Regions from separate parts of the Mus musculus genome. Here regions 1, 3, 4, 5 and 6 are each linked to region 2. A link is a loop called in an ENCODE intact Hi-C map of the cell type or tissue named here. Cell type or tissue: left cerebral cortex. All regions are shown on one strand.

Region 1 (5,000 bases), 610 kb before region 2:
AGAAGAACAGGGCAGTTTAAATTCAAAGCCAAATGTGCTAGCTAATCCATTATATATCTAGAAAATGCTTTTTTTTGATAAAAATAGAGAAGCTTGCTTAAAAATTAAAGCGCTAGACTGAGCTCTCTTGTTGAGGGGTCAGAGATGTGGGGAAGGAGAAAGGCACTACAGCAGCAGCGTGCTCACACACGAGATGCTTTTGCACAGAGCCTACAACAACACATCAACTATTTATATTACCTACATCCCCTTCTTGGTGTCCCACTTATCAAGGGAAAGAATTTTCTTTGGACATCTTTAGCATGTAGTAACAATAGAGTTCTGGAATCAGCTGTTGGAAACTATCATTAAAGCTGGTTTATCATACTCCCTAATTATTCTATATAGTCAGTCTCCCTAGAGCTTTACATAATTCTCCCTTCGTTATAAGCTTCTGTTTCTCCCTTGAGTGTTTTAAATCCAGACAGGTGAGGAAATGAAGCACTTGGAAACCAGTGTATTGTAATATCTGTACAGCCAAGCATATAAATATATACATTTTCATATATATATATATATATATATATATATATATATATATATATATATAAAATTGCTATATGGACTTTTTCCCTTTTGCCCTACTCACATCCTTTGAGTGGAATAAAGATGTGAAAAACTCCAAAAAATTTTAAAAGGCTGCACAGAAACATATTTGCTGCGAAAGGAAGTAGGGGTGTATTTAGAAACTCCCAACAAGGCCTGATGCTGTCAGCGTGGCCAGCTGATGTCAGAGGGGCCCACACACCTGCCAACACCGCGTGTCTGTTCCTTCAGCCCTGCAGAGCAGCCGAGCGAAGCAGCTAGCTGGCTTTCGGCTTTCTTGCCTCACTTGGTGGTGCTTGTGGGCTGGGGTCAGCGCTGGGATGCGCCTCCTTGTGCTCTATGGAGTGATGCTCTGGAAACAGAAACGGGTCCTTTTTTTTCCTCCAGCCAGGCATCAGGAAGCTTAGGGATGAATGTCTTTCTTTTTCTTTAGAGGAAGATTTCCGAGCTTCTTAGACGCTCCGAGTAATGTCACGCAAGATGCCTCCAGGGAAGAGGCAAAAGAGGGTGATGCTAGTAACAGGGACTCTGGGGACAGGAACGAATGTGGGCCATTTCCCCTTTTCAACCCACTTCTCTTGATGTAACTTCATCCTTATTTTTCCCCACAGCAGTAGTAGACACTCTGCTGAGCACCACTTAGGTTTTTGCTGTGCATCTCAGCTAACACTTTGACATTGGGGATTCTGTGTAAACTAGATCTCCATCTTAGATTAGGCTGTGTGAACCGAATTTATTTACATCGTTAGAAACCAAATAGAGGCCTCTCGGCTATTGTTCTCAGATTGCTCTCATTGGTCATCCCTGCCCTCCCTCTACTGACCAGAACCTTGCCCCAAAACAGCCTGTAATAAACATCAACGCTGGCTTAGCTTGGGCTGCTATCTCTGGCGGAGAGATCTTTAAAGGATGTATCTAAATGCAATGTTTGAGTAGCTTCAGAGAGCTCTAATAGAACTGTAAATATCCCCGGTTTAATTAGCAGTCCTGCAGTTCGGTAATGGCCCATAGCTCTCTGAGCCGAGCCTCTTGAGGTTTCTAGACTTCAGAGGCTGCCTGCAACTATGCTGTGTGGACCTATGAAATTTTCCTTCTCCTGTACTCTAAACCCCCAGCTAGCCTTTCCTAGACACCTACTCGCAATTATTGCAAATCCATAACTGACTACTATCCTCCGGATTTCTAAAATGATCCAGTGTTTCAGCTTAGGTCTCAACTCAGAGATACTTTAGGGCTCAGATTGGCATCCTGAGAATTAAGTCCCCTGGGAAAAGAACAATAAGGAAGAAAACTCTACCTACATTGGAGTTGATGTCATTTTTTTTTTCCCTCCAAGCTCAAGGTGATCGCTTGCTTTGTGGCTGGTTGGTGGGGGAGGAGGGGCTGTACGCTAGTTATCAGCATTTCTGAACCAGCTCTCTCAACCGCGACAGGTCAGCCAATCCCGGCAGTAAGCTTTTACTTGACAGGTTTGTTCTGGGCTGACAGCCATTGACTAGGTGCTCAGATAAGTCACTTGGCTGAGTCTACGGTAGGTGGGGCGCGCTCACCAGTTCAGGGGCAGTGACTGGAAGTTTGTTGCAACATCGGTAAGCCTAACCAGCCAGCAGCAACAGGAGATACCCTTTTGCCCCGCGAGTACAGATCTAGAAAGGGTTCACCTCATTAAGCGAAGGAGATGCGTCAATCCCCCCCACCCCCGCCCCGCGCCTCCCCCTAGGGCCCGGCCTCTTCTCCCACGGTTGGGAACGCGCGGTGTGGGCAGATCCAGAACAGGAGTCTCGTGTCCCGGCCTTCTGGCTAGCTCTATGGGTTACAAGCGAAAGGGAGGAACAGCTTGGGGACTCTCCGCGTCAGCGTGCACAAACCGGCGGCGGCCAGCAGAGAGGGGTGGCGGGGGCACGTGCTTGGATGTGGCTGCTTGTGTAACCAGCTCCCCAGGCGCTCGGCCCCGACAGCGCTCCTGCGGACGGCTCGTGGATGCTATTCTCTGCTCCGATCCGGCAAGAGAGGGGTCCAGCAGACCACACGGGAGAAGGAGGCGGGGGCGATCACCTAATAGAGCAGAGGGGACCAAGCTCCTGCCCCAGGAGCACACAGATAGGGGAATGGGAATTTGGAAAGTTCCCCAACTAGGACCACACGTGACCTCCTCCTGAAAGTAGTTCCGACCGCGGCTCATGTATCCTTCCACCTCGCCTTTGAGCCCTCCCAGGCCTGCTCGCCCCGCCCACTCGCTGGCTGCAGCTTCCGAACGTCCCATACTCCACACCCGGGCTCAGTAACCGGGTCCTCGAACATGCAAGGTCCGACAGGGTCAGAACCTGGCCATCGCGATCCAATTCTGCCGGGTTTTCATAGCGGCCACGAAGTGGGGATTGGGGGTGGGGGCTTAGCTCTTTGAAGACTGAGCTTGGCTGTGATCCGGTAGACCCACCGCTGCGGGGAGCTGCGGGTCTCATCACCGGGCGGTGGAGGGGTGTGTGTGAGGTGCACTCTATTCACGGAGACCCACTTTGTCCAACCAGGGGTGTCCTTTGGGCCCTGGAAACTCAGGGGAGATGTGAATGTACACGCCCCGTATGCACAATCATCATGCTTGGCTGGGAGCGTTCATCTTTCGGGCAAATGAACCCAGCTGCCTGGGAAGCAAGAGGCGGGGCAGGGAACCGGAGCCCGATGAGGTGACCCACGCGGGAGACACAATAGGGGTTGTTCTTTGTGCAAAGACTGACACCTTGAGGACACCGTGAGGGGGAGAGGTGTGTTATCTAGGTAAAGACTGTCGCCGACAAATCCTAGCGAAGCACTGCAATCTGACCACAGCGCAGGGCAGGGAATGAAAGCCGTTCCGAAGAAACGCAGGGACAGACGCAGGAAGGATAATCCTGCCCCTGAGGCTCCCGGAGCACCGACCAAGGCGGTCAGCTAGTGCGATCCACCTGTGAGCGGTCAGCGATTGTGCTCAGCGCACCCTCACTCGGCCCCAGCCTGTTGTACCTTTGCCGGGTCTCTCTGCGCTGAGGCCAAAGCCGGCGTAGCTCCGGGAGCGAGCCGCGGACACACTGGGCATGCTCCGCGGCGTTCCCCGCCCCTGTCCCTTCCGACGCCCCGCCCCGCCCCGCCCCGTCCCCGGCTCAGCGCCCGCCTCCCGCCCGCCTCCCGCCTCCCCTCCGGCTTTCCGAGGCGCCCTGCTCTCCCGGCGGGGCGGCGGAGGGGGCGGGCTGGCCGGCGCACGGTGATGTGGCGGGACTCTTTGTGCACTGCGGCAGGATACGCGCTTGGGCGTCGGGACGCGGCTGCGCTCAGCTCTCTCCTCTCGGAAGCTGCAGCCATGATGGAAGTTTGAGAGTTGAGCCGCTGTGAGGCCAGGCCCGGCGCAGGCGAGGGAGATGAGAGACGGCGGCGGCCACGGCCCAGAGCCCCTCTCAGCGCCTGTGAGCAGCCGCGGGGGCAGCGCCCTCGGGGAGCCGGCCGGGCGGCGGCGGCGGCAGCGGCGGCGGGCCTCGCCTCCTCGTCGTCTGTTCTAACCGGGCAGCTTCTGAGCAGCTTCGGAGAGAGACGGTGGAAGAAGCCGTGGGCTCGAGCGGGAGCCGGCGCAGGCTCGGCGGCTGCACCTCCCGCTCCTGGAGCGGGGGGGAGAAGCGGCGGCGGCGGCCGCGGCTCCGGGGAGGGGGTCGGAGTCGCCTGTCACCATTGCCAGGGCTGGGAACGCCGGAGAGTTGCTCTCTCCCCTTCTCCTGCCTCCAACACGGCGGCGGCGGCGGCGGCACGTCCAGGGACCCGGGCCGGTGTTAAGCCTCCCGTCCGCCGCCGCCGCACCCCCCCTGGCCCGGGCTCCGGAGGCCGCCGGAGGAGGCAGCCGCTGCGAGGATTATCCGTCTTCTCCCCATTCCGCTGCCTCGGCTGCCAGGCCTCTGGCTGCTGAGGAGAAGCAGGCCCAGTCTCTGCAACCATCCAGCAGCCGCCGCAGCAGCCATTACCCGGCTGCGGTCCAGGGCCAAGCGGCAGCAGAGCGAGGGGCATCAGCGACCGCCAAGTCCAGAGCCATTTCCATCCTGCAGAAGAAGCCTCGCCACCAGCAGCTTCTGCCATCTCTCTCCTCCTTTTTCTTCAGCCACAGGCTCCCAGACATGACAGCCATCATCAAAGAGATCGTTAGCAGAAACAAAAGGAGATATCAAGAGGATGGATTCGACTTAGACTTGACCTGTATCCATTTCTGCGGCTGTTCCTCTTTGCTTTTCTGTCACTCTGATAACGTGGGAGTAGACGGATGCGAAAAATTTCTGTAGTTGGGGTGACTATAACGTTTAATTCTGGGCGCATTTCTAGATCGTGCATATTGTGTCTCTTCCAGTGTATTCAACCTAGGGAGTGTTCGGCTAGACGGAACTCATGCCTCCTTGCAAGTG
Region 2 (5,000 bases):
CCTGCTGAGCAGCTTATGCACTGAACTTCTTCATAACTTTTAGAAATGTTTTCCGAATAAGCTACTGTGAACAATGTGGAAATAAAAATCTGATCCTTTAAAAGTGAATCCCAAAGCTAAAGTGTATTTCTCAATACTCTCCCTCACTCCGGCCCTTTAACACTGTTGGGAACTCTTCCTGTGACTTCCATTTCAGTTCTACAGGCAGCAAGTCAAATTATCTGCATTTTCTAATTATCTTTTAATTTCACTCATGGCCCTGAACCAGTTTCCTCTGGTTTTGTCTCTATTTATTTTGTTACTAGTCACATGTCTGTATGGATGATTCCAGATACCAGCAGGTGACTATTTGCTATATTGATATGAGCAGGCCAATCTACAATTGTAGAACAAGCATTTGAGATCAAGTATTTGAGGAGTTGGTGCCATTTAGTAAATTTGGCGATTTAAGAAGTTAGCTAAAGCAATTTTAAAACTCACATTCAGCAAACATCATTAGATAACCAGTTGTGTTCACTTTTAAAGAAATACACGTATATGTAGCCCAGGCTACCCTTGAACTAATAGCCCTCTTGTACAGCTTCCTTGATGCTGAAACAACAGGAATATGACATCATGGCAACTTGCACAGAGTTTTCCATTCCACACATGGAAAGAACAACAGATTACAGAACTAAATTCATTACATAAGCATGTAGTATCTATCATTTTGCTAGTGACTAGAAATGCAGACTTGAAGGCCAGCTTCTTGCTGTCAAAGTCCTATTATCACCAGCGTTCACTATCGATCCTTTTCCTGGACAGGGGCTTCTAGGTCTGATGCAAGCTCACTTGTCTGTGTCTGCTTTTATTGTTTGTGCCTTTGGAATTCTAGCCAAGAAACTCTCCACACTGCCATCATGAGGCTTTAAACATTTCAAGTATTTTTACCATTTTGATTCAGTGTCTATCTATGGATGAAGACAAAGAAGCAAAAGTCCCTACCCTGCTTCCTCCTGTATTTCTCAAGTGGCTTTATTGCACAATAACTGTATAGAAAATGAAGGTTGTGCTTATAACACTTCAAAAATCACTCTGCCTGCCACTACAAAAGCAAACAGAACAATTGTGTTTCTTTTTTTTTTTTAAAGATCTATTTCTTTTTTTTGTATGTGTATAAGTGTTGTGCCTGCACATATGTATATGCATTGTACATGTGTTTGATGCCCCCACAAGCCAAAAGAATATATGGAATTCTTGAAACTGGAGTTCCAGATGGTTGTAGGAAACCACGTGGGTTCTGGCGGGCGACAGAGCATAGATTCTCTCCAAGAGATTATGTGCTCTTAACTGCTGAGCTATCTCTCCAGCCCTCACTGAGAGGTGATGAGGGCAGAGTAAGAGGGTAGTTTCCTGGTTCTGGCCCCCTTCCACACAGTGTAAGTGAATGTTAGGTATCGGGTAGTTGAAGATAGAGGAAATACCACTTTCTTTGTTTTTTGACAACATGTAATATTAAAGTTTTTCATATAAAATTATAAATTATCTAAAAAATATTTACTTGGGACACTACCAGATACTAGAAAATAACTCAAGAAACATTTATTAGATTAACAAAACAGGATAATGATTATTTTAAAAATTTCAACTGAATTCTGATTTTGTTTCATTCTTCCAAACTTAGTTTTATCAAGAAAGGTATAAACTTATAACCAAGGTGCTTATAAATAACAATAAAATGCCTTCATCTACCTGTACTAATATTTTATGAACATACTCAACTTGTGTTCAAGTAACTCAATTATAATAGTGACCACACACACACTTTTATTATTGCTACTAAGCCATTCCATACATCATATGTTCATAATTGCTATTCTTATTTACTCAAGTTCTAAATTCCCATCTGACCATATAACAATGGATAGCACCAAGAGAGTGAAATGAAACCAATTTGCTTCTAAGTAATTCAGTTGTGGGTGTTTGTGGTGACAGCAAATATAAAAAACAGAAGAGTAGAAAAAAAGCATTCATTTGTAGAAACATAGAGCTTCAGATGAGAAATTGCTCTCCACATGGGCTATCTTATAAGAGCTATTGTATTCCTGGAGTTTTCCCCAGTATGCCATTACATGAAAATTTAAAAGCAGACTGATTCTACTTCAATACCTGATGGCCAACGACAAGAATACATACACATGCACACAAACATACAATATTTAGTCACAAATACACACATGCACACATCTATGCATATGTATATACAAATACACTTGTGCATATACAAACAGGCACACACGCACACATAAAATTTGTATGGCTTAAATTTCATTCTGTTGTATTTGTTAGGTAGAGGAAACTAATGATATCTGTAGTTAAAAACCATAGGAAAAACAACCTACGAATTATTGAATTTAATAGATGTAATGCATGTATACACTAGAACCTTGGCAACTTGGCAGCTTACTTCTTTGGGGAAGGGATTATTAGGAAACCAGAGTCTTGATTTATCAGATTAAAAAACCCAAAAATACAAACTAACACTTGTCCAGCTAAAGTTCCCCATAGCAGCAATCTACATAGACAAACCTTTAGCTAATTGTGTTTATGCTTCTTAAGCAATGGAGTTTATTCTGACAATGTGACTGCTAAGAAATGAATTAGCAAACTGCTTATTCATTCTCTATATCTTGTTTGGGAAACAAAGCATGACAAATAGCAATCTAAAGGGAAAACAGAATCCTGGGATGCACCTGCAATCTTTGCAGAGAACTAGTGTCTGAGGCCTGAGGGACTGGCTTTCAAAAGAACGTACCCGTGGTGCCACCTGCTGGTGAGCACTGTGTCATGCAGTCTAAAAGGACAGTCCTCTTAGGACTGTCAGATGTATGGAGATGCTTATCTCCCCAGAGCATCGATTGATCTTGCAAAAGAGCCAAACAATTATAATTATCTAATTACTTCTAATTATCATACTATAAGGTACACAATTACATCAGTGACATCAGTGACAAAGCAGACTGTATGAGCAAACTATTAAAGAAACAAATATTCTATCCAGAAGATTTTCATATATTTTATGCTGAATTTGTCATGTTCTAGCTCTTATTTCAAAATAATCTGTATTTTTCAGTGATAAATTTATGTGATATTATATAGGAACATAGTTTTCTAAAATAACTGAGTATATCTTCATATATTCTATGGAAGAGTATATATCTCTTCTAAAATGACTTCCCAATGACTACAATGCATGGATAGATAAGAGCCATCTTGATTCAATTTTGTCCCTCCTGTGGCTGTGGAGAGATGGTAGACTAAGAATAAGCTGAGTAAATGTAACACTTATGAGTGATGAAATATAGCTCAGAACGTTATAAATATATGAAGAATGAATGTCACATTCTCCAAGAAATTAGCATTCATTTCTTGTTTCTTTTACATGAATATTATATATGCGTATATGGAAATGTTCAACACTAGGTTTCAGTTTTACCTCATAATGAACAGTATCCCCAAGCCACAAAGGGACTCAGAGCATTGCTGATCTTAATTATTGATCAAAAGAACTACAGGAACAAAAGTAGTGCTTGGTATAGAGCATTCCAAATAAAAGCACATAAGTGGCAAATGGAAAACATCTCAGACTCTAGCAGCACAAACAGCAATGATTTGCTTCCTGATTCTTTTATTTATTCATTCAAATATTTAAAGCATCTAAAGGCTAGAGAATAAAAATGGACGATGGTGACTTAATCTGATACTGAGCTTCAGAGACTCACAAACAGGTTTTATGCTGCTAATTCTCCAATTTTCATTCAGCTCACCATGTGGAGGATAGAATGTGTCTCTTTTCTCTACAGCCTTCCTATGTGCAGCTACTCTTCAAGCTCAAGTAATGATTTTGGAAGACAGACTAATTAGCACAGGACTTCCGCAGGTCTCAGGCCTCCTCCACCTGTGCACATGTCCCCTTTGCCTCATGGTACCTAGCTTTCAGCAGAGGCCCATTCCCTGATTTCCCAAGAACAGGTTGTCTGTGGCTCTTCAGGCTTTCTTCTATATAATATATTTCCCCCTTTTAATAGATGGTTTCCATAGGCACACAAGCACAATGCATCCATCTTAAACATACTAGACAAAGCAATGAAACCAGGTCCTTCTGAACTTGCTAAGTAGCAGCAAAATTATTTGCCCAACTATTTACAGAAAAACCTGCCCTAAAGAACCATCTATAACGTGCCCTTTTCAGTAGGACTGGATATCTCCCACACAAAGCAAAATTTGGGTCTTGCAGGTAAAGTGGTCTTACTGTTTTATATAAGTTTTATTTATAAGGCATTCATATGTATTCTATATGTATTGATAACAAAAATATGTCTGTGACAGAATTTTATAACAGAGCAAGTGTGATGGTTTGAATATGCTTGGCTCAGGGAGTGCCACTAATAGAAGGTGTGGCCCTGTTGGAGTAGGTGTAGCCTTGTTGTAGTAGGTGTGCCTCTGTGGGTGTGGGCTCTAAGACTCTCATCCTAGCTGCCTGGAAGTCAGTCTTCTGTTAACAGCCTTTAGATGAAGATGTAGAACTCTCAGCTCCTCCTGTACCATGTCTGCCTTGATGATAATGGACTAAACCTCTGATGCTGTAAGCCAGCCCCAATTAAATGCTGTCCTTATAAGAGTTGCCTTGGCCATGATGTTTGTTCACAGCAGTAAAACCCTGAGACAGCAAGGATTACAAAAATGTCTAAAATTTTTGGGATCTAGTATTATGATTTTCATCATTCTATAATGTGAACATATGTTAAAGTGCTACACTGGACCCATAATTTTAGTAATTACAGCAATACTTTCTAATTTTAAGTTCAACACATTTTATTTGAATCATCAGAGACTTGTGCCAGAAAGCAAACATCTTAGTTCTTAAATGTGTTCTATCTTTAAAATGTCTTTGCTAATTTAAATAGGAAAAATGTTTAGTTGATTCAATGATTCAGTCGGTGGTAATGATGTAATTCAGT
Region 3 (5,000 bases), 250 kb before region 2:
CTGTCTAAAGGAAATATGGGGACAAAGTGTGGAGCAGAGACTGAAGGAAAGGCCATCCAGAGACTGCCCCACCTGGGGATCCATCCCATATACAGACACCAAACCCAGACACTATTGCAGATGCCAAGAAGTGCTTGCTGACAGGATATACCTGTCTCTGGAGAGGCTCTGCCAGAGCCTGACACAAATGAAGGAGCTAGGAAAAGGACTGAAGGAGCTGAAGGGATTTGCAACCCCATTGGGAGGCAGTATACTCTTTGTTTTGTTTTTTTTTTGTTTTGTTTTGTTTTGTTTTGTTTTGTTTTGTTTGAGACAGGGTTTCTCTGTGTAGCCCTGGCTGTCCTGGAACTCACTTCGTAGACCAGGCTGGCTTTGAACTCAGAAATCCGCCTGCCTCTGCCTCCCGAGTGCTGGGATTAAAGGCGTGCGCCACCACTGCCCAGCGGGAGACAGTATATTCTTAAGCAGTTCAAATTTGTGCCAGTTCACTGTGTCTCCACTGTCACTAGGCCCCCATTCGGGGCCTGTCCTAACCCTGCATACATAGGCCCAATCAAAAACCACAGTTGCCTCTTTCAACATCATGGTGGCATTTGCTGATTCTCCCTATTAACAGCATACATTAAAATCAGAGTAGAGACTCAGACCACTGCTCCATAGCTCAAAGGACGGGGTAACTAAGTCTGAGGACTTACTGAAGGCTTTGGGGCACTGGATCTTGGCGGCTATAAGATTTCCTGTGAATCTAATTGGAATAGATACATGTTCATCTATTGTGATAAAATACCTATTAGCAGCCATACTACTTTGCAAGGCCATTTCTCCCTCTAAGGATGCCATGATTTCAGGAATTGATGGGGATTAGATATACACTTCTAAATGAGCCTAACATCAAGTAGTGATTTGGCACTGCCAAGATGTGGGCTTGCCATTTTCCTTAGCTGCAGTACATCTTGTCAGAAACATCCATCCAGAGGAGAGAAAGGAGCCATGTTATGTGCTGAGCAAAGGCAGCTAGTAAGAACTGTGCATCTATAGAACTTCTGTTTCCTCAGGACCGGTATAGCAGTGACTTTTTTTTTTCTGTATCAGAAAGATGTCTCGGGATGGAGAATAGAATTTCAGGAAACCCAGATAAAACTAGCCTCTGGGGATTAAAAACAAACAAAAACACACAGGCAAATGATCGGAGAGAAAGGCAGAGTTCTCAGCAGAAAGCATTTTGTAAGGAAATGGCCACAATTTCCCTTTTACATAATTGCCATAAATGTACAGCCAAATTAAACGTGTCATAGATAAAATTACCAACCAAAGTACCACCCGGCTGTCTCCTGCGAGCTGAGAGTTTACGGATGCAGTGTTCTCCAGCGAGCATCACAAATCCACATAATGTTCCCGAGTGCTAAATTTGGAGCTCTGATTTAGCTGACAGATGTTTAAAATCACATTGAATTGGACAACTCCCCGAGGAGGACATGGCTGCAGATGTGAAAGAGAACAAGCTAAGGCCTTCAGGGAGAGCCTGAGAGCCCTCTTCTCTATCAGCCTTCTTCCATGGGGTGACATGGGTGAAGGATCATTTCTATGCTGAATTCACTAAACCCCAACCTCCTGTTGAATTGAGGTTGAGACGAATGCAGAGGCTGTACATTGGACAAAGCTTGATCTGGTGACATGGAGGCTGGAGGCTCCTTGAAAACAGGCAGGTAGCCACTATACCTTGGAGGCTACTTTGCTCCTTTAATAACATCTTGTGATCAGAAATGAATGTAATTCTGAAAATTTAAACTTCAGCATCAGTATTTCACTGGCAACCTCTTGGGCAAAGTTGAAATGCTCTTCACAATTCCCCATACTTAAATCTCCAGCAGTGTTTTCTTTGTTTTTGGAAAACAACAAAATTAAAATTATCCTAGAATCATTTTTTTTCTTCAAAAACACATATTTTAGGCCTGTGTTGAGACTCAGACTGAAATGGATTTGTTTAAAAAAATGTCTGTGTATTTGATGTGGGAGACTAGTGACCTTTGGTAGTTTGTATAAAAAAAATGTTTGATGTCTCAAATTTCCCTACTGAGCTTGTATTGTTGCTGCATTTTTTTTTTCTGTGATTTTTTTCCATGCTCTATCATCCCCCACATTCAACATAAGCTCTTTAATCACTCAACAGAGCTCATTCCAATGGCATCCTCAGATGACCGCCACTCACATCATGATGTCAAGATTGACATGAGTCTAATTCTAACAATGGTGAAAAAAATTCAAGACAGAGCCCAAGAGACACTGTCATTGTTGGGGGCGTGGTAAGACTCATGGGGGAACCCTGCTGCCTTTACACTGGTGGAACACTGTGCACACCGACACAGTCACTCAGAATACAAATCTCTAACAGCACGATCCTCAGAGACTACAAGAACTCCTGCAGAGGAAGTCAGTGGGCAGCTGGCAGTGGCAGGGTCAGTAGGAATGACACAGACCCTTTCTTCATTAGGATGAGCAGAAAACGATGTCAAAAGGGTGACAAGCTCAGAACACCACAAATTCAGGCAATACCAACGAATCCCTGGAGCCTTGTCTATGTTCAGCCTGTGCAGCCAAAGCTAGCCACTGGGGACAAATGTGGAGTAAACAGTGAAAGAAGAAGCAAATTCTAAACACCACTGAGCAAGCTCACACAGGGTCTGGTGCTACAAATTGTAAATGTCATACTTCTTGACTTACCGAAGCAAGAGCCTTGTACATGACGATTTAATCTATGACACTCTTTCAAACCACGGATCTATACAATCTGTAGCAGAAAGTTATACAGAGTTTGAATAGAAGAAAGGAAAAGATGATTAAACTCTCCTGCAGATCTGTATTTTTTTTTTTTTTTTTTTTTTTTTTTTGCTTTGTGACAACAAATACTTACCCTTTCTCCTTAAAAAATTTTGGTAAAATAATCGAATCACATGATAATCACAAAAGTAATTCTGTGGGCCAAGGGCTCTGAGGAACTTATGACTCATTAGGCAAGACCTTTGACTGCTGGAGGACAGGTTTCTCTGTCTAATAAAGTATTTCTATGAGAATAAAGTGCAGCAATAGATATCAATAATATTTTGAGAAGCTGAGAAGAAGTTTGGAATGCAAAAGGTTGTTAGTTTTCTTGACAGGACAAAAAAGGGTAGCTTATTAATGTCATTCTCACTGTAGTTCATGGCGATTCTGGCCATAGAGCCCTTTATGTATCTTCGGAGGACTTTGTAAAGTGAAGATGAATGTTATAGGACTATGCACACTGGACCCACTAAATGAAGTATAATTCACGTGGTTGAAAGATCAACGTTTACAGTCAGCTTCAAACCGGAGTCCATTGCTCATGTGCTCTGATGTCTTGGGTCTAGTTACTTAATTTTTTTCTGAGCCTCAGCTTCCATGGCTGTATGAAGTAAGTATAGTATCCCTTTTCTCTAGCTCTCTTGTGGGAAGTACACCATGTGATGCATAGAAATCATGCAGCCTGGGTATCATTTTACTTGTGGCTTTATCCATTACTAGGGGATTTCCATATGAAATTCAATTGTGACTTAACGATCACGGTTGTGTGATGCCCCAGTCATAGCTACCAGGTAAGAAAAGGGTTAATAGCAACACTCCTAGTCCTGTAAGTTGGCCAGAAGACCACAATAGGACCTGCTTGATCATCTGTGTAGAGGTATTCCCACCTTGAGAATTTTAAGGATTATACTCACCTTTAGGAAGCTAAGACATTACATAGAGAAGACAGGCTCAGCGTTTACCATAACCCAGAAGTTCTGTTACAGGCACGACCCCCCCCCCCCCCGCGTTTACCCTTAGGCTTCAGCAAGACAGAATGTTGAACTCTGCTGTCTTCAAGGAAACTGGTGGGTTTCTCCTCCACTTTTAGGGTTACTCTGGGCTCGGAGAGGGCATTTGAACCCCATCTCCCCTGTTTTTTAACTTCTAAGGCCAGGGTTTAGATAGGCTTCTTCTTTTGGAGGCATTCCCTGGCCCAGTGGCTCTCCTGCTTACAATAAGCACATTGGTTCTTTCTTTCGTTCTTTTAAATATTTTTATTAGGTATTTTCTTCATTTACATTTCCAATGCTATCCCAAAAGTCCCCCACACCCTCCCCCCACTCCCCTACCCACCCACTCCCACTTCTTGGCCCTGGCGTTCCCCTGTACTGGCGCATAAAAGGTTTGCAAGACCAATGGGCCTCTCTTTCCAGTGATGGCCAACTAGGCCATCTTTTGATACATATGCAGCTAGAGTCAAGAGTTCCGGGGTACTGGTTAGTTCATAATGTTGTTCCACCTATAGGGTTGCAGATCTCTTTAGCTCCTTGGGTACTTTCTCTAGCTCCTCCATTGGGGGCCCTGTGATCCATCCAATAGCTGACTGTGAGCATCCACTTCTGTGTTTGCTAGGCCCCGGCATAGTCTCACAAGAGACAGCTATATCTGGGTCCTTTCAGCAAAATCTTGTTAGTGTATGCAATGGTGTCAGCATTTGGAAGCTGATTATGGGATGCATCCCCAGATATGGCAGTCTCTAGATGGTCCATCTTTTTGTCACAGCTCCAAACTTTGTCTCTGTAAAAATGTGTAGCCCAGGCTGGCCTCGAACTCGTGATCCTCCTGCCTCTGCCTCCTTCAGCAAATCCTACCAGCGTGTGCCACCACAACTGGCTGGTTCTTTCTTAAGTGGGGGAATTCTCCATTCTTAGGGCCCCCTTACCTCCTTTGGAAGCCATCTGTTTTCTGGTGCTGTCTGACTAATAAAGGCCAGAGCTACCACTACTTTTTGCTTCTGGTGATTCAGGATCCATGGGGGTGTATTGTTAGAATGCTAGTCCTGGAGACTTGAGTTATTTTATACTTATAAATACTGTATGCAGCAAATGTTATTACTGTCTGTTTTACACAGGCATGTTTAGCCTGTGGCCCATGGGCTGATATATTCCAAGATAGATAAATGTGTCTTAACACAAAAT
Region 4 (5,000 bases), 130 kb before region 2:
AATTCTACTCTGTTTATTATTTGGTAATTTATTGCTCATGCCATCTACTTGGGGAACATCTGAAAGGCATATGAACATTCTGAGTTACAAATTAGGCAACGCTAGGAAAACTAAAATCACGTGGCCAACTGACTGCTAGAGCAGAGGGACACTGTAATAACAATCTTCAAATAGGCAGAGAAATATTATCCAGATGAAGATAAGGAGCTGTTTCAGTCAGCTGGGTAGAATCAGAGCTAACATCACTGAGGAAGAAATATAGTTAGGCTTAGATAAAAAAACTTCCTGGCACCTGGAAAATTGAAAATGTTTCTTCCCTGGGATCCCTAAACACAGAGAGGATGACTACATAGGGATGGCTTTAGCACAGTGTTCTTGAAGTTTTAAGGATAACTGAATGATGCATATCTAGTGATTTATGTTCAAATCTCATAGATGTGGGTACAAATAATTGCTTTGTTGTGGACTAGAGATACAAATCTGCCAGACAAAGGTCAGAATTCATTTCTTCTCTGACTCTTTCAATTTCCTGCTCCCTTGAACCATCATAATCGTCAACATCAAAAATTCTTTTTAAGGTCTAGATGCATGTGTTATCTGGGAGCCCACAACCAATAAGAAACACAACATCTGTTCTCTCAAGTGTGAGACTTTCTCCTCATGGAGGCAGGAACGCAATACGGAAGGCCTATTCAATGCTTTTGGGTTGAGTACTCTTGAGATTTAGCTTTCTCCAGCTACACTTTTGTAGTTCCTTTTTTCCTTTCTTTTTAAATGTTGAGTGGATGAGAAAAAGCAAGGTAGGAGCATCATTCATGGATGGCTTCCTGCGGAGACGACTGGCATAAAGGGAACAGGGGAATGAGAATTGAACAGGGAGAATTGCAAGAGGAGAAGCAAGTGGGGGTGGGGAACAGGAAGCAATCATGTCTCCAGTGCCGACCGCTGCCCAACCACAGTGGCTGCCATAGGATCACTCTTACTATCAGGGTGAAAGCATAGCTGAGCCTTTGAAAGTTATTTGGACTCTCTACTTTTAGTACCAGTATTTGTTCTCTGACACATTCGGGGAGAGGGTATAGGGGACTTTCGGGATAACATTTGAAATGTAAATGAAGAAAATATCTAATAAAAATTGTTTAAAAAATCTGTTTTTTACTATAAAGTATGGTTGACACTGGTGATCTCAGTTGCAGACTGGGCTAACATATGGCACAAAAAAATGCTTCCATTCGGGGAAATTGTTATTAATATGAACGTTGACAGTGTGGTTCTCACCACTGTTTTGCTGGAGTTTTTAAATGTGTCTGTTTTTGTCCTCACTCCCAACCCCAGCAGTGTGATGATGAAGACAAAATAAGGGCGTTCTTAAGAAGACCATGTGCACATCACATTCATGTAGTAGCTAAGATGTTTATATTTTCCTCATCTTGGCTAAGGCTTTATGAAATGTGCACAAAATATATTGTAAACAGATAAGTGTGGTGGCCTTTTAGAAATGTTCATTATGATGTGAGAGCTTTGTTTTTGTCTCTGTTTAATCTATAAGCATCATTTTGGAAGATGATGTGATAGTATGAACAGTTAGGGCCCTGTAGAAAGACCCCTCACATCTGAGATGAACGCACCTATCCAGAAGGTTGAGTTAGGCTGCACTGTTCTCTCCATTTGTGAGAATGAAGGAAGAGATGTCAGCTGTAAGACACATAAGCTCATCAGACACAGAACTTCCTAGCTTCTTGATCTTGCAGTTCCTGGTCCTCAGATGTTTAAACAATGCTTTTCTATTGCATATATAAAACATCTATTGTAAGGCAGTGCATTAGAGCAGTGACTTGGACTAAGACAACTGTACTTTCAATCTGTGTTTACACAGCATAATTTTTAACCTAGGGATAGTTTTTCTTACTGTTTATTTATTGTTTTATAGCTCTCCTTAATCAAAAAATGATTTCCAGTGAACTTACTAGGAAATTATTTCTCTGAGAATTTATTTTAAATCATGGGCATATTTTTTTTTGAATAATGTGCTGAGAATAAAACTCTAGTAGAGAGCTGTTTAGCAAAATTCAGCTTAAATAAATAGGAAGATGAAATTCAGTTCACAAAAATGTGACTTTATACAAAACTGTTCGACTTTAGGAAACCATCTGTTGTGAAAAATTTCAACACACGTGGTGCTGCAGATATGAGCAAATAACCCTCTGTATATAACACCCGTTACACACTAAATAAATGTGCACTGAGGCCACCAGGTCCCATCAGTGACTTCTCACTTTCAGATATCATGTGAATATTCTCATAATAAAGCCATTAGGAAGCTAATTTAATTAGCTGTGTTTTTCATTTGGGATCCCAGATCTGGAAGGGAACTTGTACAGGAACATACATCACAAGGAAAGAGAAATGTACCTCTCTTCTCTGTGCCTCAAGAACAAAGCACATGAACTGGTATTAAAGGAATCACGACTCCTTCCTTACTTCTTCTAGAGCCGTCACACATATGAATCATTCATTTCCATTTCGAATGACTTAAAGAGAGCCCAGAAAGAGTCTCTGAGTCATCAGCTTCTTTGACTTAAGATGATTATAGCTCATATTCCCTATTTTTCTATAAGAAATCAGTTACAGGTCCCAGGTCATTTCCACTACATCAGAAAATGTATGTTACTTCCATAAGGGACTAAATAAGGCAGCCAACTAGTTCACTTTACTATCTCCATAAATACCTGACATATTAAACTTTGAAACAGGGAAACTAAGTCATTTTTGTAATTGCCGTTTGATTTAAATTCATTATTGTTGTTTGGCACCTTTTTCTTATAACAATCTTTAATTTTTTTAAAAGAAAACCTATGTCAAAGGTGCCATCTCTACAGTCTGGACTCCAGATTCTAAAGATCTGACTTTATTTGCCATAATATCCACAGTTAAAAGCAAAGGTCAAAAGGTTATTATTTTTTTAAAGGAGTAGAGAGTAAATAATTTTTAAAGGGTTAGATAGTAAAGATTTTAGGTGATGGACAAAATATTTGCTAACTACTAAATTTGACATTGAATTGTGACAGCATTAACAGACAATATATAAATAAATATGCCGCTATGTTTCAATAAGACTTTATAAAACTGGAAGTCAGACTGGTTTTTGTCCATTGACATGTGTAATTTATATCTTTTGATAGCAATATTCATAAAGTAGTACAGACTTCGAGAATTGGGGCTTGAGAGATGGTTTAGCTATGAGAAGCACTTGCTGCTCTTATAGAACCTGGACTGGGTTCCCAGCACTCACACGGTGACTCACAAGCATTTGTCACGCCATTTGCAGGCTATTATGCCTTCACCCGGCCTGTATGGACATCAAGCATGGAAGTAGTAACATAAACACATGCAGGTAAGTACTCATCCACATACAGTAAGAACACTCTTGTTTAAAAAGATAATGGCAGATACATCTTCTGTATTGCAAACTGGGACTAATGGTTTTGGATATTATTTTCATTACTAATTGTGGAGTTTTTCATTTGATCTTCAATAAAAATTGGGTAATTTGGCTAGAAGGGAATAAAACAATTCAAAAAAATGTTTTACACCGAGTTTGGTAAGGGAGAGAAAAATACCATGGGTTTCTTGTTGTTTGTACTACAGATGAGGTACACAAAAAACCTTTTAATGAGTTCACAAACATATTTATACCTCTGGTAAGTCTGAATTTGACATTTTAATCATAATTTGCCATAATTAATTCTTTAAAATTATGAAGGTAATTATTTCGCCCTATGTGTTTTATCATTTCTCACATCATTCTTCTATAATCATGGCTTCAGAAAATAAAAGTTGCATTTTGACCAAAGTTCCATAGAGCTCTAGAGAAGTGCAGCTACAGGATCCCCCCTCCCCCAGAGAACTACAGCTATAGTCACCTCTTCTCTACAGCTTGACTAAATTCAAACAAGAAATCATCCGTGGCAACTGAAGTTAAATTATAATTGCAATTCCATGATATTACAAAAAGAAACCAATCCCTGTAAAATTATTATGAGGTTAGGAATTAAATTCTGTGATTTGTGTTAAAATGTAACAGGTTGAGGAACTTAAGCACACGCACCATAGCCCTCTTTAGCATGGTGCAGGAGATTCTCCACCTGAACTTAGCCAAGAACCTAAGAATCAATTCCAAGGAATCCTTTAGAAGAGATTAAGAATCATGAAAATGCACAGAAAGATACATGCTTTTCATATTGTTCTCTTGGAGTTGATTCATGGCTTGGCTTAGACTTATAGAGTTCTGTTGCAGAGCAGGCAAAATTTCTATGATTCCAAGACAGGGCTATTTCCTGTAATGACCTCTGCTGTTTTTCATCTGTCAGTGAGCTGTATAGGAGTTGATCACTGCATAGACTGTAAGCCAACCGTATGTCAATCCTTGTGGCCTTACCTCACTCTTCATGCTCCAAGTGATTTATATTTAATCATTCCTCCAGGTTTTAGAGCTTACATCTACACTTATACTTTTCTTAGCTTTTCAAAAAGTAAGATATGTTTTCTCAATGGATCATGAGAAAGATAAACATGTACACATATTTATGAGGTAAACTCTAATGCTTCTTGCTTCTCATTGCTTTCATGATTGACTTTTCAATCTGCCCACCTAACTCTTTGTTTGTTTTTATATTTGGACTGACTCGAATCGTACATTCTAATTTCTCTTCAGTAAAGCACTAAAATACACTGCTTAGCTAGCTAGACCAATGCACATGTATTATGTGTACTGTGGTTCAAGTCCAATGAAAAGAACTGATGGCTGAAGATACATTCCCTCTTTAAGAATATCTTTAGTTGGGAAGACAGACAACTAACAGTAAACTCTTAACTGTAATTCATACGCTATTATCACACCAGAGGAAGAACTGCATTTGTTTTAGAAAGAGTTTCAAAAGATATACTGCTGATGTTAATCTTGAAGATGTACAAAGAACTTTTGGGCAGAATTATTGGTA
Region 5 (5,000 bases), 130 kb before region 2:
TCTATTAGAGAGATCATCTCAGGAGAAACCTGGTTCTGCCTCTCTCAGTGGCCATCAACTGACTCTTTCTCTTTATTTGGGGTTGGGGCTCTGTGAAATTTCCTCCATTCACATTGGTATATCAGATTATGTCGTCATTATGCCATTATGCAGGCCTTATCAATTTAAGCCTTTGAAAAAAGTCATAAACCTTTTTAATTTATTTGTTTATTTTTTATTTTTGAGATTAAAATATAATGACACAATTTTTCTCCACTCCAAAATTTTCCACATAAACCCCCTTGTTCTCTTTCAGATTTATGGCCTGTATTTCATTAATCGCTGTTAATACATATATTCATACATAATACATACATACATACATACATACATACATGCATACATACAGTGTGTGTTCCTAAACGTTGTCAATTTATCTTACAGTATGGCTGCTTTGTACTCATAGCTATTCTCCAAGATGCTAGCAAATGTTCTCTGTTTTAATTTTTAGTTTGTCCTAAAACATTAAAAGCTCTTTCTTTGTCTATAATTCCTAAGATGAACTATGTTTCAGAAAAGTTATCTGAGCCACGCTCTCCTCCATTCCTCTTATAGAGACTGTGATGAGGCTTCTTTTTGTCTGTACCTTCTGCCCATCCTTTCAGCTTATTAGGCACGCCCCTCAGAACCATGGCTTTAATTTGATTATCCAATCTTATATTTCATGTGAAAACAAAAGTCTTCACTGGAATGTTAATATTGAAATAGAATAAATGGAAACCATTTCTGAAATCATTAGCAGAACTACCATGAGTCATCTTACTTAGGCTGGCTCTATGGAAACACATCTCCCACTTTAAAGGAACTATAAGAAGTTCATTATTCATTTATTTTTGATGCCTCAATTTATTCACAGAAATATGTAGAAGGTTTATAGCTTGGTCTTTTTTCACTGAAGCTTGTCCCCCAAGAGAAGTATTGTTAGCACAGTGGTAAGCCTTCCATGTGTATTAGATAAAGGTGGTCAATAATGCCCAATCTGAAATGAGAGCAGATAAGGACGTTCACATGGCTTAATTTTAGAGATGAGGAAATTTATTGATGTCAGAGGGAAGGGTCTGTTGTTTACACTGTTTTAGGGCCCAGTTTCTGTTTCTTTTCTTTGTTATTTGATGGCTCACATTATGATCTCATATTATCAATATGTGTGCTTGTACAAATCTCTTTTCAAAGTCTTCATGTATGAGAATTCTGGGTTTTAGATTATTTATAGTCATGGCTTTACAGCCTCATCTCTGACTATAATTCCTTCTCATATGAAATCTCAAAATATATGTATAGATTTTTCGCATGGGAAAATAACAAATGCAGAAAGATTCTTTTGAAATTTATAGGTAATTTTTTCACTAGCTGCCTGTTGGTCATAACTCTTCCTTCAAAAAGTACTATAAATATTTCCATAACTCTTTTGTAAATGAATGACCCTTGCCATCAAGGGATCCAGTCAGTTAACCAATCTTGGCTTTTAAATTGATTTTAACGACTTTACCAGATTGCCTCTGTGGTCTCACATCTACTGCAGTGAAAGAGTAGAAACCTGATTATGAGCACAGAGGAATAGGTTTTGAGAGAGATAGGGAGAAAGTCAGGGTGTGGATATCTAGAACACTGGAAGAGATGAGTAGAGGGAAGGCTAAAATCCACCCCCATCTTCTAGGTTTAAATGTTTTCTCCAACCAATGTACCATTCGGCTCAGATGGGAAGCAAACAGATGCTAGATCGAATGTGTGAGCTTGTAGGCAGACCATCATTCTTCAGGTTCAATTTTTTTTCTTTTTGACATTGTCTCATTCTGTAGCCTTGGGACCCATGGCTATCCTCCTGTCTCAGCATGAAAAGCTCTGGAATTATACATTTGAGCCACTATATCTGTTTGAACAGAGACACTCTGGCAGGGTAGAAGGGTGATTTCACCGAGAGGGATGAAATTCTTTAGGCATATGGGCAAAGGAGCCTAAAAATAGTTGAAACAGCTTACACCTCTCCCCATATAAACCATCCATGCTGCAGTTGGAGCTCGTGATGAACTCAGAAGCCATATGGCTCTGAAAAGAACTAAAATTCCAAAGCACATGGAGGTTGTAGTTTTAGCCAAAGATAGATTACTAATTTTGACTCCATTGATTAAACTGAAATTTCATATCTCAAACTTCAAATACATAATTTATTAGAGTGTGTTGATTGGTACTTGGTCAATTGTTTTCTCAGTGGATCTATATGGTGACCACAGTGACTCTGGCTGTGTGTCTGTAGAGTAAACAGTTGACTTCACATGCATTTATTTGTTGTGTAATTAAGCAAGTTACTTGAGGCTGGAAACGTGAAGAGCACTGGATACTCTCAGAGGACCAGGTTTTGATTCCCAGCACCCACATGGAGGCTTTCAATCATTAACTCAAGTTCCAAGGGATCTGATGCCCTCTTCTGGCCTCTATGGACATTGCATACACATGTTGCACAGACATACATGTAGGCAAAACAACATCACACATGAAATAAAAATAAATAAGCCAAAGGGGGCAAGTTACTTGTTTTACCATCGCTATTGTTCTACCTGCTAATTGCTCACAACAGTAAGATGTGATTGGGTTTATGTTAAGGTGAGATATATCGTCCATAGTATAGTATGTAAGGATAGCAGGAATAGTCCTAGATAAGAAGCTTGGCACACAGCGACTCCTTAGGGATAACCATCACACTCTGTAAAGGAGTCTGTTATAGCTCCTAGACTAGAGGTGTTTATACATTTCTTGACAAAAAGTCAGGAAGCAGAGGAGACAACACATTTGGAAGGTTTCCAGGTGCCCTGCTCCTTGTGTCTGATCCATACTCCTGTGGGAGTGACTTCTTGTATGCTTTCTTGCCCTTTTGGTTTTCTGACAGAAGTTAACATGACCGGACTTGCTTTTGAGTTTCTAGGATCCCTCTTTTCATTTTCATCCCAGGAAATCTGCCTTAGTAGTCAAGGCACATTAAAAACGTTCCCTCTCCTTTGCTTAGAGAAATGATTTCAGTGAATCATACGTTCAGGTTTTGAAATTACTCAACCACAACCTGATAACCTGACCTAATAATTTTCTCTCTTTTTCTTACAAAGGGAAATGTATGAATTGTGTTTATCAGAAAAGCTTACTAGCTATTTTTATGGACACTCATTTTGTATTTTTCAAATGTTTTACAACAAGCATATGCAATTTTTGTACTTAAAATTCTCACTTGCATACATGATATTGGGCTTTTGCTTAAAATTCTGCCTATGAGTCCTAGCTCTGAACATATTGAAAACTGGATAAAAATGATTTTGTAATTTTACAAATATAGTTACACCCCTTGAAGACATTGCAGTCAGTTGCTGAGAGACCTACTAAGTTCTTGGGAACCCAGGAAACAAGGTTATTAGAGCCCCAAGAGTATCTTTTCTCAGTTAACATCTGGAGCTTCCTGAAGGGCCAAGATCAAACCTTAAAGAATTTAATGTTTATTGTTTATAAATCATATTCTCATTCTATGTAACTCAGTCAGAATTTCCACTAGGGACATCACTGAACTCTTCCACAGACTTCCATATGGGAATTCTCAGTAATATAAGATGGGAATCTGGCCTTCCCGGACTTCACGAAATGTTTGGCGAGGGGAGTGTGAGGTCAGCTAAGTTATTTTACTTTTATTTTTCTGAAGTCATCTGGGAAATGTTGTTTTATTTTAGGCAAAATTTTATATATTTTAAAATTATAGATGCTCTTAAATAGCAGGGTCTAAAAAGTACAGTATTGGTATTTAGTCTAATGGATTTGCAGCAGGCGTGAGAAGATAATTGTCAAAGCTTTGAAATTTAGTTTCCTTTTATGTGCTTCCAACAATGATAGAATCTTGGTATCAAATGCCAGGTATAAGGTGGAGTTTAGAGTTAAAGGTCTTTGACTAACAAAGTGGCTCTTTTATAACTGGCAGAACTATACATTTATGAGGAATTTTTATCAGCAATACTTTGCATAGGTCAGCTGTAGAGAGTCCGCTTTGTTTCACAGACAAATTAAAAAGTGCTGTACTGATGTGAAATATAGCACGTTTCCTCAAAAGGCCAAAGAACTGTCAGCGCTGCATAAAACGGTAAAGGTCAGCTCCTAAAATAGGAGCCACAGCCCTTCAAACACAGATGTTATTAAGACGACAAGATCTTAATAGTCAGCCCATAGGATAATGACAAGGTCAGCTCACTACAGTATCCTTCACTTTGACTTCACAAAATTGCAAGCATTGAATACCATCAGGATATTTTTGTGGAACTTTGGTGATACGGGTTTGTGGTTGATCCTTTATCATAATTTTCTATTCTACAGAGATATTCTTTTTAAAGAAAATTTATTATTTTTATTATACACTTGTGTTTTCCTGGATGCATGTATGCACATGCCTGGTGACAACAGAGGACAGAAGAGACTGTCAGATCCTTAGAACTGAAATTACAGATGACTATGATCCACCATGTGGGGTCTGCCAACCAATCCCAGGTCCTCTCAATAACCAGCTGAAGTGTTCTCATCAGAAAGCAAATACAAATACTACACTTTTGTGATTGTGTTGATCGTCCTGACTCACTATCTATAAAGTTATATGACTACTACTCTCAGGGAATCAATGTTCTGAAATGGATTCCCACGGGATTTATAATTACACAAAATATTCAGTTTAAATTACAACAAGGTTATTAAACATTCAGTAAATTCAGAATAGAAATAGTAAAACCCTGCCTTGCAGATAAATATTCTTTGGTGAACATGCAACATTGGACAATCATGTAAAACTGAAGAATCAACTAAACTTTCTTTTAAGAATTAAAAACCTGTAGGTGATAAATGCTTTCTCTTGTTACTGCATTTGTTTCTTGCAACACAACAGCTCTGATAAGCAGAGATAATAAATTATAATTTATAGTTGAGGGACTAAAAGCTTAGAAGTA
Region 6 (5,000 bases), 270 kb before region 2:
AAACTGCATGTTATTCTATGTCTAGATATTTCAGTGAACAACAGACTAGATGTAAGGGTTTACTTATAAACTCACAAACTATTTAAATCAGAAGGAATAACAATATGTTATACTCAACACAGATACATTTTAAACCTTCATTTGTCTAAGTACTGTAGGTAAAAACTGTAAAGAAACCTCTGTCACAGATTATAGGTTTTCTCCAGTGGGAACACAATGCTTAACAATTGACCTATATATGAACACATAAAACAAGCCACTGGTTGAAAGAGACAATGTGTAGTTGTGAAAGCACCAACAGGGTTTTTACTTTTTTTTTTAAAGGGGAGGTTTGAATCTCATCTCTAAAGGAGTCCTCTAATCTGTGTAAGTCTTTGCAGCAAAATAATGAGGAGGATGGCTGGCCATCCCAGGTTCTTGTAAGAACTGAATCACATGATGTGTGGACAACTGCCTGGATTAGTGTCAGAAACAGAACAAGTACTTAGACACGATGTGCGTGACGAGAAAACACAAACACACCGATTTGGCAAATGATAAACTCACATGTGCAAGTTTCTTACCGGGGCATCCAGTGTCAACATAATTAAAGGAAATCTCATTTTCCTTGAAGCTCTGCTTGCTAGCTGAACTTTTCAGCTCTGCACAAGTCCCTCTCCTAATCCATCTGTATCTTCATTGTTTTAGACAAAGGACGATTAGTCGCAGGCTGGGCTCTCGGAGTGTTGAGATATGGATTAAGAATACTCCGTTCAGTGATGTTGAATGACCAATTGAATATTTTTGGTGAGTATATTTTGCATTTTCCTCAAAGTTAAATCTTTGGATCTGAATGTCATCTTGTCTGTCTGCTCAGCATTAATTCTGCAATACTGGGACCAGCACATTGATGTTTTAAATCATAAGAAGAATCTGCTTTTATTTAATATCTTTGTCCCTCTATGAACTGTGGGGGAAAGGGAGTTGTCAAGCCTGTGTTCAAACCAAAATTTGCCAAAAAATCCTTTAAAGTAATAATCTTTAGGCAAGACCAGTAGCACTCTCTTGTTTCATTTCAGTGTGTGTGTGTGTGTGTGTGTGTGTGTGTGTGTGTGTGTGTGTATCTTTCCTGTGTTTCCTGCTCCCACCTGAACTGCACAGTAATTAAAAATCACGTCATCTCTCCAGTTGTGCATCAGGGCTACATGCATGTCACTTGGCCACTCTGCTATCTAAATCAGGTGTTGGGGGTGGGGTGGGGAATCAAGGTTAGTGTGAACAGCTGGCATCTGCGTCCGGCCAGGCCAGCTGAACTTCAGCCTGAAGCTTGGCCCAAGCCCAGACTGATAAAGCCTTAGCTTAGCTCTAGATTTCTACAGAATTAGTGTGCAGAATGTAAAGACATGAAGACCAGCTCCATCTGCTGTGCATGTCTCTTGAGGCCATTGGGGGCTTAACTTGCTTTGGGGGAGAAGACAGTAGAGTGGAGTGGGGTGAACCCGGGGGTATCTTTGCCTCTGGCCTGTTTCAACCTATCCATCAAAATGCTGACCTATATTCCAGTGACACATATTAGATCCAAGCAGGACAAACTACCCAGGGTGTCCTCCCCCCTCCCACTTAGGCAAGGGGGCAGCCACATCTGTTCTTTCTCCTCAGGCTCCAGATGTGAGCTGTGAGGGGCAGAAGGAAGGTTGTTAAGAGGCAAGTCCGGTGCAGCAGGAACAGCACTGCATTCTCAGGAAAGCAGCAGTAAGCAGTGGGGTGAAAGAAAGAAAGATAGGTTTTCGGATCCCCAGATCTCCCCCCCCCCCCAAGCCATTGTTTTTAAAATGCTTTCCTGTATTTCTGTAGAGTGGGCAGATGGCAAGATCCTGGAAGTGTAAAACAGCTACAAGAAACAAGATGATTCAGACAGAAGGAGTATGAATAAATCCTGGCTGGTCATCTCATTATTAATCAAGATACCACCACCCACCCTCTACCGCCTTGTAAGTGTGTGCGGGTACAAACACACACACACACACACACACACACACACACACTCACTTGCTTGCATCTGTGCATACATGCATCTCCCTCTATTGCTGACTGCCTTATACCCCTGAAGTAGACTCTCTCACTGAACCAGTGCCGATTTTGTTTTTTGCCTAGGCCGTGGGCTAAAAAGCCACTGTAATTCTCTCTCTTGTCTCTGTCTTCCCTGCCTCAGTGCTGGAATTACAGGCCCACTTGGGTACATTCAGTTTTTTATGTGTGTGCTGGAGATCTGAACTCAGATCCTCACATTCAGGAAATAAGTGTTCCTACCCACCAAGCCTTCTCCTGAGCCTATCTTTAAGTTTTCATGCCTTGTTTCATTTTTAGAAGGGTGCAGTGTACAGTCAGAGCTCTGTTTGAGGCTTTGGATAGGAAAAAAAAAGGCACCATTTTTACATTTTACTTATTTTGTGAATTGGCTCATTTGGAAGATGTGGGGATGAGACCACTCATTGTCAGTAGAGGAAGAAAGAGAAAATGGAACTCCTATGGAGGACGCCAGAGCCGAGAGTCAGGGCCACAACCAAAAGCCAGGGATGGTGCCCTCTAAAGCACAGGAACTGTGCCTAAGAGAGATATTTTCAAGTGGGCCTGTGGTTTACCACAGTGTCCTCGTGATCAGTATAGTGGTCAGATGTCAGGCGTAACTGAAAGTAAGTTCGTTTTCCCACAGTGGGGAGAGAGAGAGGGAGAGAGAGAGGGAGAGAGAGAGGGAGGGAGAGAGGAAGGGAGAGAGAGAGAGAGAGAGAGAGAGAGAGAGAGAGAGAGAGAGAGAGAGAAGCAAAAAAGAAGAAAACATTTGCTCATATGAAACGAATACTTTTCCATTTTAGAGCTGGGCTGGCGCAGGCTTGAAAAAAACGTACCATCACCCGTGTGATGTTTCTGAAGAAAGCCGGAGAAGCAGCAACAGTTGGTGCCTTTGATTAGCAGAACATTTCAATCCCCACCCCATCTTTTCTCCAAATAGTCGTTCACAATGCGAGTGCTCAGCCCCACTGTTTGCTCGGTTCAATAGATCTGGGGGCAAGGGTTATGCCTTCCTGTTACCATGGGGCTGGCAGAGAGAACTGGAGGCCAGTGATCTTAGTCTGAGCTTCAGGATCATGGCTAGCTCCCTACAACTGTCCCCAGATGTTCCCAATTCAACCTGCAGTGCAGATTACGTAATCATCTCTTCACGACGCATGAGCATAGGGGGAACTCTGGGCTCCAAAGAGTTAAATTGTCATCTGCAATGGAATAAATGGTTTAACCACAAATTCATCCTGTGCTCGCCTACTTATGTGTTACCCTGGGTGCATGCATTTCCCCCTTTCAGATATTATTATCTTTTATGATATCATATCTTAAAATGGCTCCTCTGTCATTTAGGAGCAAGGTCTCCTAGGTTCACCACCAGAAATGGAGCTGAGTGCTTTCTGTATTCACATATGTCACATAAGCCCTGGGAATACAGGGTGACAGTGTACCACTCACTGCCTGGAAGACAGGAAGCTGCATATTCTAGGCAGCCCTGCATCCCACCTTGGATGCCTTTTCTTTCTGTCCTGATCCTTAGCAAAACCAAGCATCCGAACCTGATCTTTCCATCTCCCTGAGCTGGGACTACCTTGAGCATCCAGTGTGAAATTTCCTGCTGACATTGTTTTGGCTGGATTGCTAGCTACATGTGGGAGAATTTAGCTCAAACAGCACAAAGCTAATAGCATGCCTCTGTGCAGTCAAAGGGAGATCAGTAGAAAAAAGGTGACGTCATGGATATTTCAGGGACTTCAGGTCTGCTGTGCAAAGCGGCTTCTTCACTACACATAAGTCAGAACCTGGAATTGAGACAAAAAACAACTCTCCCTTCTCATAAATAGCTGCTCCGGGACTCAAAAATATTCTAAATGCAATGGTTCAGATATGGTCCCTTTTCCTTGGAGATCCATCTGATTTCCCAAGTCCAATCACAAACTTCTTAATAGCATGTCATGAACCTCTCAGCTCATTATTTTTCTTCAAAGCTCTCCAGCTCGCCAGTGTGCAGCCTGTGAAGTGTCACCCAGTGAAGTGCTGCACCATAAATAAGCATGCGCAAGACATGCTAAAATCCACCCTTCACCGCTCCTGGCTTTTCCTCCAGGAGTGCTACCACTCCGACAGCGGTGTGGGATTTGTTGCATTACCTCTGAATCTAGTTTCTGTTCTTTGAACTTCGAATGTGTCCAGTGTGTAATATGGAGAGTGTAATGGATTTGTCTTGTTTATACAAATCACATTTTTGTCTTCATGCTCCTTCGCCTTTCTTCCCACTGTCTCTCCCTCCGAGAGAGCGTTGTGGAGATAAAGAGGATAGGTATATAGAAGTAGCAAGCACAGCTTTACCCATTCAGGACTACAGGAAATCAATGCATTAGATTATTTACCATGTCTCTAATACCAGTGTTTCCTCTGATGTCTTTAAGTTGTGAGCAGACAACCATTTTACATGTGTAACCAGCCATGAAGTCTAGCCCTGTGGTACAGGCCACTGTTGTGATCAATAAACGTCACACAATGTGTTTGGACTAATTTTTTCACTGTATGGTAATTAGGCACAAATGGTAAGCAGTTGACTCATGTTGCTGTCCTTTTTGTTTCATTACAAACTATGGTAACTCGAGGACAGTTTGGGAGCCACCGAGATGGTTCAGAGGGTAAAAGGGCTTGTCTCCGAGTCTGACAGACTGAATTCCTGGAAATTACATGGTGGGAGGAGGGAGTTGATTCCTCCAAGGTGTTTTGTGACTTCCACATGAAAGCTCTTGGACACACACACACATATGAGGGTGGGTGGTGGAAATATTAGGGCTGCAGAGATCAATCAGCCATTAAAGGCTATACTTACAAAAACAAAACAAAAAAACATGGGAAATAAGGTCATGGGAACAGCTATTACATCCTTCTCTGTACACACACACACACACACACACCTCTGTGAACACACACACGAAGAG

Evidence for each region. Hi-C counts contacts between places; a loop is a spot of excess contacts. Peaks named below come from ENCODE experiments on the same cell type or tissue, not always from the same donor. Only the 100,000 strongest peaks of a DNase experiment are listed, where the experiment ranks them.
Region 1: a loop joins it to region 2, with 6 times the contacts of the local background. A loop is called at or near these places in 6 of 42 quality-filtered maps.
Region 3: a loop joins it to region 2, with 5 times the contacts of the local background. A loop is called at or near these places in 5 of 42 quality-filtered maps.
Region 4: a loop joins it to region 2, with 7 times the contacts of the local background. A loop is called at or near these places in 23 of 42 quality-filtered maps.
Region 5: a loop joins it to region 2, with 4 times the contacts of the local background. A loop is called at or near these places in 10 of 42 quality-filtered maps.
Region 6: it touches region 2 in a loop (3-fold over the local background); 4 of 42 quality-filtered maps call a loop at or near these places.

What each region holds. Positions count from the first base shown.
Region 1 is chr19:32,753,727-32,758,726 of GRCm38, forward strand. Pten (phosphatase and tensin homolog) reads left to right here and starts at 3,851. Exons shown (of 9, transcript NM_008960.2): 1 at 3,851-4,797. The coding sequence starts at 4,719. It also overlaps the pseudogene Gm36566. In left cerebral cortex, CTCF peaks have their summits at 2,113 and 3,564; DNase peaks (open chromatin) are centred at 857, 1,141, 1,676, 2,109 and 7 more places; H3K4me3 peaks cover 3,372 bases; H3K27ac peaks cover 3,680 bases.
Region 2 is chr19:33,364,025-33,369,024 of GRCm38, forward strand. It overlaps the pseudogene Rnls. Among named protein-coding and RNA genes, the nearest start is that of Gm29998, 25 kb to the right of the region's middle. In left cerebral cortex, a CTCF peak has its summit at 2,820 (motif pointing left); DNase peaks (open chromatin) are centred at 925, 1,224, 2,795 and 4,793; H3K27ac peaks cover 913 bases.
Region 3 is chr19:33,112,526-33,117,525 of GRCm38, forward strand. No RefSeq gene overlaps it. Among named protein-coding and RNA genes, the nearest start is that of Gm29946, 7.6 kb to the right of the region's middle. In left cerebral cortex, a CTCF peak has its summit at 2,613; a DNase peak (open chromatin) is centred at 1,364; H3K27ac peaks cover 1,442 bases.
Region 4 is chr19:33,230,593-33,235,592 of GRCm38, forward strand. It overlaps the pseudogene Rnls. Among named protein-coding and RNA genes, the nearest start is that of Mir3970, 76 kb to the left of the region's middle. In left cerebral cortex, no CTCF peak of the experiment used is centred here; DNase peaks (open chromatin) are centred at 2,221 and 2,453; H3K27ac peaks cover 1,979 bases.
Region 5 is chr19:33,238,620-33,243,619 of GRCm38, forward strand. It overlaps the pseudogene Rnls. Among named protein-coding and RNA genes, the nearest start is that of Mir3970, 84 kb to the left of the region's middle. In left cerebral cortex, a CTCF peak has its summit at 2,483 (motif pointing left); a DNase peak (open chromatin) is centred at 1,923; H3K27ac peaks cover 2,605 bases.
Region 6 is chr19:33,098,900-33,103,899 of GRCm38, forward strand. Gm29863 (a long non-coding RNA gene) reads left to right here. Exons shown (of 5, transcript XR_386659.2): 3 at 688-786; 4 at 1,834-1,970; 5 at 2,853-3,262. Among named protein-coding and RNA genes, the nearest start is that of Gm29863, 16 kb to the left of the region's middle. In left cerebral cortex, no CTCF peak of the experiment used is centred here; DNase peaks (open chromatin) are centred at 1,934, 2,597, 2,939, 3,226 and 3 more places; H3K27ac peaks cover 931 bases.